Regions from separate parts of the Homo sapiens genome. Here region 2 is linked to region 1. A link is a contact called in ENCODE Hi-C or POLR2A ChIA-PET data. All regions are on one chromosome and are shown on one strand. The core of a region is the stretch at or near the end of the contact, and the rest is flanking DNA. Distances in the headings are between cores, read along the strand shown. Region 1 overlaps AGBL4 (AGBL carboxypeptidase 4). Region 2 holds the start of BEND5 (BEN domain containing 5).

Region 1 (3,675 bases), core at 50-2,549:
ACACTGGCTTTTGCAACTACTTTGAGTTGTCTTGGCAATAGATTGAGGTTAAGATCAAGGGTCTCTGAGTCAGACAGGCCTGGGTTCAAATTCCAGCTCTGACACCACTGGCTGTGCAGCAATAATCATGGCTAATATTATTTGAGCTGTTACTGGGGTGTCAGAGAGAAGGCTGCCTGACAGGCCTAGGACGATGAAGCCTGCTCAGTACAACCAGGGCCACAGTGGGGGTGATCTCAATGGGTGACCACAGCCGTGGGAACCTGCCTTATCTATCCTCTCCACCTCTCCCTCCCAGCCCACCTCTGCACTCATCAGTGTGGGTGATTTCTTTTAATTCTCACAACCACCCTGTGGGGTCATTCTTGTCACCCTCATTTCACAGAGCAAGAGACTGATAATCAGACTCACTTGCTCCAGGTCACATGGCTAGCCAGTGGATAAGCCAGGATTTGATCTCCAAGCACTGAGTTCTTCTGCTCCTTATTCCAGAGGTGGTTGTGACATTAAGTGGCACATCTACATTAGCACGGCACTGGCACAGGTCATGCAGTCAGCAATGGTAGCTACTATGTTGCTTTTATCACCTTCTAAAGCCCAATTTGTTAGTCGCTTTTCCAATAAGCCCACCCTGATCTCTGCGGCCAGAGGCCGCCGTGTGTCCCAGCTCACGGTGCTTAGTAACTGCTGTCCTCTGTGTGCTATACCTCTCCTGTGCCATGGCCACCTCCCCTGGGGAGAGACTGCATCCTCTCCCTTTATGTTCACTCCTGGCAACCACCACACTTCTTGGCACATTGTAAGGCTGCAGTCAGTGTTTGCTAAATGGAATTGAGAGAAAACACTGTCAGCCAGATCAATTCCCAGAAGAAATGTTTTCCAAAGGTCTTTAGTCTGGGCACATCAATATAAAAATGACGCAGCTATAATTTGCTTTCAGATTCAGACTGGGAAGATGAACTTTAACCCTGTCAAAAAATGAGAACAAATTAAATTGAAGCACAAAGTCGTTTCCCTTGTTCCAGGGCTCTGGATTTCTAATTAATGTGCAGCACAATTCTGAAGGCTGCAAGGGGATCAGTAAGATCGTGTCCGTTACCTTGCAAACTGAGTAGAGCTCAAGATAGAGCTTTTTGTTTGCTTATTTGTTTTCCTTTCCTGGGATGTATTGTGCTTCTTGTGGTACAGGTTCATAGATGAGAGCAATCCCAGGCGATCAGAAAAAAAATGATTGCTAGAAGCTGACCTTGTACAAAAGAACACACAACAAAACAGCTCTCAACACAATCACTCCCCGACCCTGTCCCAGAGGATAGCAGCTTAGCCCCAGGAAGTTAGAAAAACCACAACGAATTTCAGTGGCACATGCTGAAAAGGTGACGGCCACCTTGTGGCAAGGCCGAAGAAGAATTCCCTCCGTGACTAAGTGCTGATATTTAACTCAGAGTTTTGGCAAGGCGGCTCTGGGGATTTGGCACCCAAGGCTCTGAAATATCAATATATGTTCGGAGACTGTGGTGAGTGACAAGGATCTCATTCAGGCAATAAAGGGGCAATCAAATTAAGTTACCAGCTAGGAAAGGAAACTGACCTTGAACAAAGGGCGAGAGTGCAACCTGGGGCAGAGCTGTTTCCAGGAGTTGGCCACTGCTCCTGCTTGCAGGTAATAGAGAATGGGGCAATGCTCTTCAACCCGTTAATCCCCAAACTTGCATGAGTGAGAGTCACCTGGTGTACTCATTAAAATTACAGGTACAGGTTGCTGGGCCCCACTCCAGACCCACTGAATTAGAATCTCTGACACAGGGCATGGGAATCTACACTTTTAAAACTAGTGCCCTGGATGCTTCCTGTGTTGATAAACCTGTGGAAATTACTGGCTAGAACACCAATACTTTCCTTATTGGATCCTCTGGTATACTATCTGGCCTTGGGCAAATTTTCCCTTCTCCAAACTTTCATTTCTATATCTGTAAAATAGGGATAGGGACCGCTGCCTCTCAAGGATATATTGTATTTGAGGAAGAAATAAAATGAGTAAGTCGGGGTGCAGACAGCACCTGGCACTTAGGAGATGTGCAGTGCATGTGAATCCTGCCCTTGTAGGTGTGAAGAGGCCACTGTCTTCCACATCAGGCCCCCAAAGATGCCTTAAATTTCTCTTTCTGCTTTCAAATTTTTGGCCCAGAGATACTGAGCATCAGCCTCAAATGCTCCTGCCCATCAGGGAGGATTACTGGGGTGAGGGGGTTGGGAGCTGTGCCCTTTCTGTGGAACCAGTACCACAGGACTCCAGAGCCCTCAGTGGCAGCAGGATATCATGACGGTTTCTTTGGGAAGCTCTGCCAGGAAAAGCCAGGGTCGAGTTAACCTCCCAAGTCCTTGATGGAATCAGCCCAGGCTGATGACTAATCTTCTAGGTTTCTTCTCCCCACTCCTGGCTCCTGCCAGGTCTCTTAACAATCCCAAAACAGTAGACCCGGTCCAGGGACAGGGGCTCTCAGCTCAGAGTAAGGCCTTGAGGGATGCGTTACCTCACTCTTGGCTCAAGTCTGCCAAGAGATAGGATTAACTGGGGAGTGGGGGAGGGCCTGGCAGTCAAGAGACCTGAGTGAGGAGACAACAGGCCAGAGACAGTGTGTGATAGGCTGAACTGTGTCCTCTCCAAATTCATATGTGGAAGTCCTAACCTCCATTATCTCAGAATGTGGCTGTATGAGGAGACAGGGCTTTTAAAGAGGTAGCAAGGTAAAATGAGGTCATAATTAAGTTAAAATGAGGTCATGAGGCTGGGTCCTAATCCAGTATGACTGGTGTCCTTGTAAGAAAAGGAGATTAGGACACAGACTTGTGTGAGCACAGAGGAGTGGCCATGTGAGGACAGGGGAAAGATGGCCATTACAAGCCAAGGGCTGAGGCCCAGAAGAAACAGCCCTGCCAATACCTTCATCTCAGATTTCTGGTCTTCAGAACTGTGAGAAAAGAAATTCCTGTTGTTGAAGCCATGCAGTGTGTGTATTTGTTATGCAGACCAAAGTCATACAGAGGGCCAGGGACTTAGGCTTTCATGCTGGACTCTTTTCCCTGGCTCTCTGGCTTGGATTTTGGGAAAAGACTCCCTCAGTTTTCTCATCGGTAAAAGAGGAAAACAATATTGCTTACAGGTTAACAGCACATCTCTTTTTTTTTTTTTTTTGAGACAGGGTCTCACTCTGTCACCCAGGCTAGAGTGCAGAGGCATGATCATGGCTCACTGCAGCCTCAACCTCCTGAGCTCAAGCAGTCCTCCTGCTTCAACCTCCTGAGTAGCTGGGAATACACCTGGCTAATTTTTAAAATTCCTTGTAGGGAGGGGCCTTGCTATGTTTCCCAGGCTGGTCTCAAACTCCTGGGCTCAAGCAATCTGCCTGTCTTGGCCTCCCAAAATGCTGGGACTACAGGTATGAGCCACAGCGCTCAGCCAACATAGGGAAATCTCAGAGGAGATAATACTATAGGTATGGCCTGGTATACAATAAATGCATGATACATGTAATCTCCCTTCCCTGTTTAATCGTGTCAAGTTTGGCCAGCCCTGTAAGCACTCTGAAAACCTCAGTTTTATCACATAGGATATGAGGATCACAACCCTTGTCTGCCTCATTTAATGGAGCTGGTGGGAAACCCAGTGAGATA
Region 2 (3,799 bases), core at 204-2,703, 96 kb after region 1:
AAATAGAGAAGGTCTCAAAATTACAAAACATCTTCATTCAGTCACTAACCCTTCGTGTTCTTTCTGGTAGAAGGCAGGAACACTATTTGCCCACTTTAAGGTTCATTCTCCTTACCAGCAGGAGCTAAAAAGGCTGCTCCCCAAAACGGAGATGATACTTCCCCCTTCCTTGCTTGTCTAGACTCAAACTTTCTGGAACTAGCTGGGAAAGAGGGCCAGCTGTCTTCTCTTTACAAAGGAAAAGGTGTCTCAGCATGGCAGGAAGAACTGGAGCATAGGAGGATAAAGGGCTGGTTTCTTTCCCTATCACCAACTGAACCTCAGTACCCTCATCTACGAAATGGAGATGAGACTAGCTGCCTTAGCCCATCTCTCAGGGCCCTGGCAGGGCAGGGATGAGAGGTCCAGTGTTATTCTGACCCAGAAACTCTCTCCTGGCCCTCAACTCTCTCATTCAGGGAGCCTTCTGGGAGATTCAGAAAGGGGTGTGGAGGCTGAGGGATGCCTTAGGGCCTCTACCTCCTTACCTCTGCCACCTGGCCAGGGAGGGGCAGGAGAGTGTGGTGTGGAGCCCAGTGCACTGAGGTTCATGGCCTCCTCATCCTGTCCAATGTTGGCCCGGATGGGACAAGGATGTCATAGCTTCCCTCTGTGAGGAGGGACTCCCACCTAGAAGATCTGACAATATCCTTCTTGCTCCTCACTCCAAGGAGGTACCAACAGCCTTTAAAGGGAGAGAGACAGACAGCTTGAGAAACTTAATTCTTGACAGAAAAGAACAGAGGGAAGGAACTGGGAGAGAGGTAAAGAGAAGGTGAGAGAGAAATGACGGTACAAACAGGTAGGGAGAAAAATGGAAAGTGAAGGAACGAAGAAAACACAAAGAATCAGAAAGAGGAGGACAGACACAGATGAAGAGATGAAGACGGACTGACAGCGCGGGAGCTTCGGGGAAGCGGGGAAGACAAAGGGGACCATCCGGTCTTTTTAACTGGCCTGGCCTCTTAGAGACACCCCGTTCCCAAATGAAATGCCCAGAGGACGGGAGAAGGAGGCAGGAAGGAGCAAGCAGTGGCTCCCCCCGGTCCCCTCCGCCCGGGCCCCCGGCCCCTCCCGGGGTCCCAGCCCCCGCCCGGGTCCCACCGTCCCTCCCCGCCCGCTTGCTCACCTGCCAGCGCCAGGATCTGGGCCTTGTGGAGCAACAGCGCGCCCCAGTCGCGGGGGGCGCGCGGGGGGCTCTCGGGCCCGGCGCCCAATTCCTCCGGGCCCCGGTACACGGCGTACACCTTCTGGTTGTCAAAATCCAGCCGCGAGCGGGGGCTGAAGTCGCGCACGCACGACACGGGCAGCGCGTAGCAGACGTTGTCCTCCAGGAACCGCACAAAGGCGTACATGGTGGGCGCCGGGGGCGGGCCCCGGTCGGGCAGCTCAGCCCGCGGGGCGGGCGCGGAGGTGGGGATCCGGCGGGGGGCGCGAGTCTCGCTACGGTGCTGGGGGGGGCGGGGGCGGCTCCCCAGGACCCAGGCTCCCCCCACTGTTATTGTTCCTGAAAGCACCGTTCTGCCAATCGGCTGCTTTCGCCTGGGCGCGGAAAAGGGAGGGAGGGGGGGAAAGGGGGACGAGGGGCGGATGAGGGGGGTTTGGAAGCGCACTGCCACTTGCAAAGTCAGACCCGAGCAATCACAGCCGGAGCGCGATTCGAATGGGGAGGGAAAAGGGTTCAGAGATTCAGTTGCAATAAAAATAATAACAAGAGCATTGCAGGAAAAAAATGCATTGATTAAAAGGTGCGCTGCGTGCAGGATTATATTGCTTCAACAATCGCGCTGCCAAATTGCATTGCAACAAAACTGCATTGCCAAGTAGAGAAGTGTATGAGTGAGTGAATGCGGGATAGGGGTGGGGGCAATCTTGATTGAATCTCAAAGTGTAAACTTGGAAGCCAGCAGAAGTTTGGAGTGTTTTAAATGTAGCCACCCTACCCGCGCCCCCAGCCCCGCACCCTCCCCGCGCCTTTCCCAGCCCTTAGTTTGGCCCCGCCTTTTCTTTGCTTTCTTTCTTTTTGTTTGTTTGTTTGTTTGTTTTGTTCTGCAAAACTGCCAGCTCCCTCTGTGGAAAGGGTCAGTCAGACAGAAAATTTCCCCTAGAGCTGCCAAACCAGTTCTGACCAGAACTGGGGCTTATCTGAGATTTCCAGTTGTGCCAGCTGGCTGGGGAGGTGGAAGGTTTGTCAAGGGCTGCTCTCATCTGAGGGAGCAGTGGCGCCCCTCTCCTCTATAGTCTTTCTCCATTGAGATACCCTCTCCACAGCACGCCCACCACTGAGCAGGGACAACTTGGAATCGCGGAGGGAGTTGAGGAGCGCTCTGGGTAACACAGGCCCAAGGCTAGGGATTTCTGGAGCACTTTGAAGAGTACAGGAATAGTACTCCATGGAATAGCGGTCTTTGCTCTGTCTCTTGCCAAAGAGAGCCTGGAGGGGCTTGGGTCCCCTCCAAGACAAGCCGTGAGGACCAGCCAAAGGGGGCTGATTGGGCTCTGTACTCATAGGAACCCTATCCCACATCAGAGGAGGTCAGTACCTTCACAGGGATGCCTCGTATCAAATATGGCTAGTTATATTTCTGTTGCCTAGCCAGACCTGGCACTTGACAGGGAGTTAATGAATTTTGGGTAAAGAAGAATAAATAAAAACCCACATCCATCCATCCATCCATCCATCCATCCATCCATCCATCCATCCAACCATCCATCCATCTGTTCATTCATTCCTTTATTCAAGCAACCAATATTCACTGAGTTTACACCACCTGCCAGATTCTGGGCCAGGTGCTGGTGATAGAAATGAAAAGATAAACACCTGGATTCTTGGGCCTTGCAAAGTCAGTGTACCAGAACTTGAATCTCAGTTTTGGGTTCCTGTGCCAAAATTAGGTAACTGTATGAATAACATACCTTTCCCATCCTCACAACCTTTACAATCTAGTCTAGGAGTATTAAAGAAGTATAAGCAAGTAATGACAGTATAATGAGAAAAGTATTGTCATAGAGGAATGCTTAATGGAGGTGTTGGACTCAATTAAATGTTATATTTTTAAAAATTCATCTTAATAAACTTTAGCTGTAAGAAAAAAACAGAATAAGTGCACCAAAATGTTAATAGTGATTTTTTTAGCTTCTTAGTAGTGGTAGATGATTTTGTTTTTCCTTGTATTCATTGTGTGTGTGTGTGTGTATGTAACTATTTTCCACAATGTTTTATTACTTTATCATCAGAAAACATCAAACATTATAAAATCAAAGCACTGTGCTCATATTTCACATCAGCTGCACTGACAATGAGGCAGATATTTATTTCACTGTGAAATAGACAGTGCGTTATATAAGTGAATCCCATCAACATATAGCTCTCATATCCAAATGTGTAGGTCAGTACAAATTTTTTTAAACCAACCCACTGGTTATGTGGTACAGCCAAAAATGACCACCACTTGTCCTGATGCAGCTGTTGGTCTTATCTTGCCCCACAAGCTTGTGGAAAAAAAAGGAGCCACTCTGAGTTGTTCCAGCACATTTACTGTCATGATTATGATTTCTTTGGACTGATCCTCAGTGAGTTTTTATTTTAAGAATACATTCCTATGGTGGTCAAGGGGAAGTAATGTGCAGCAAGACTTCTGATAATTCACAAGATGGATCATGCAGAGTTGGCCGTATTTAACAAAAGTCCTTGAAGCTCCGGACTATGTTCCCAAAATGATTTCAAGTAGCCAATGGCCAACCTCCTCTCTGCATCTAA

The links. Hi-C counts contacts between places; a loop is a spot of excess contacts on that map. ChIA-PET counts read pairs that join two places held with the same protein, here RNA polymerase II (POLR2A). Pooled maps may share reads with other maps.
Region 2: a map of aorta shows a loop between it and region 1 (4-fold over the local background). The contact joins the promoter of BEND5 here to the enhancer-like site in region 1. A Hi-C loop is called at or near these places in 2 of 168 maps with a recorded cell type or tissue (aorta and chondrocyte) and 2 of 50 pooled maps. POLR2A ChIA-PET finds 5 or more read pairs at or near these places in 1 of 52 experiments (WTC11).

Annotation. Positions count from the first base shown.
Region 1 is chr1:48,679,231-48,682,905 of GRCh38, forward strand. All of the region lies in intron 6 of AGBL4 (AGBL carboxypeptidase 4), which reads right to left. Among named protein-coding and RNA genes, the nearest start is that of BEND5, 96 kb to the right of the region's middle. Within about 2 kb of position 1,300, at least 4 of the 41 ENCODE cell types and tissues checked have a DNase peak (open chromatin) inside an H3K27ac peak, as active enhancers do.
Region 2 is chr1:48,775,438-48,779,236 of GRCh38, forward strand. BEND5 (BEN domain containing 5) reads right to left here and starts at 1,454. Exons shown (of 6, transcript NM_024603.4): 1 at 1,169-1,454. The coding sequence starts at 1,394. All of the region lies in intron 6 of AGBL4 (AGBL carboxypeptidase 4), which reads right to left.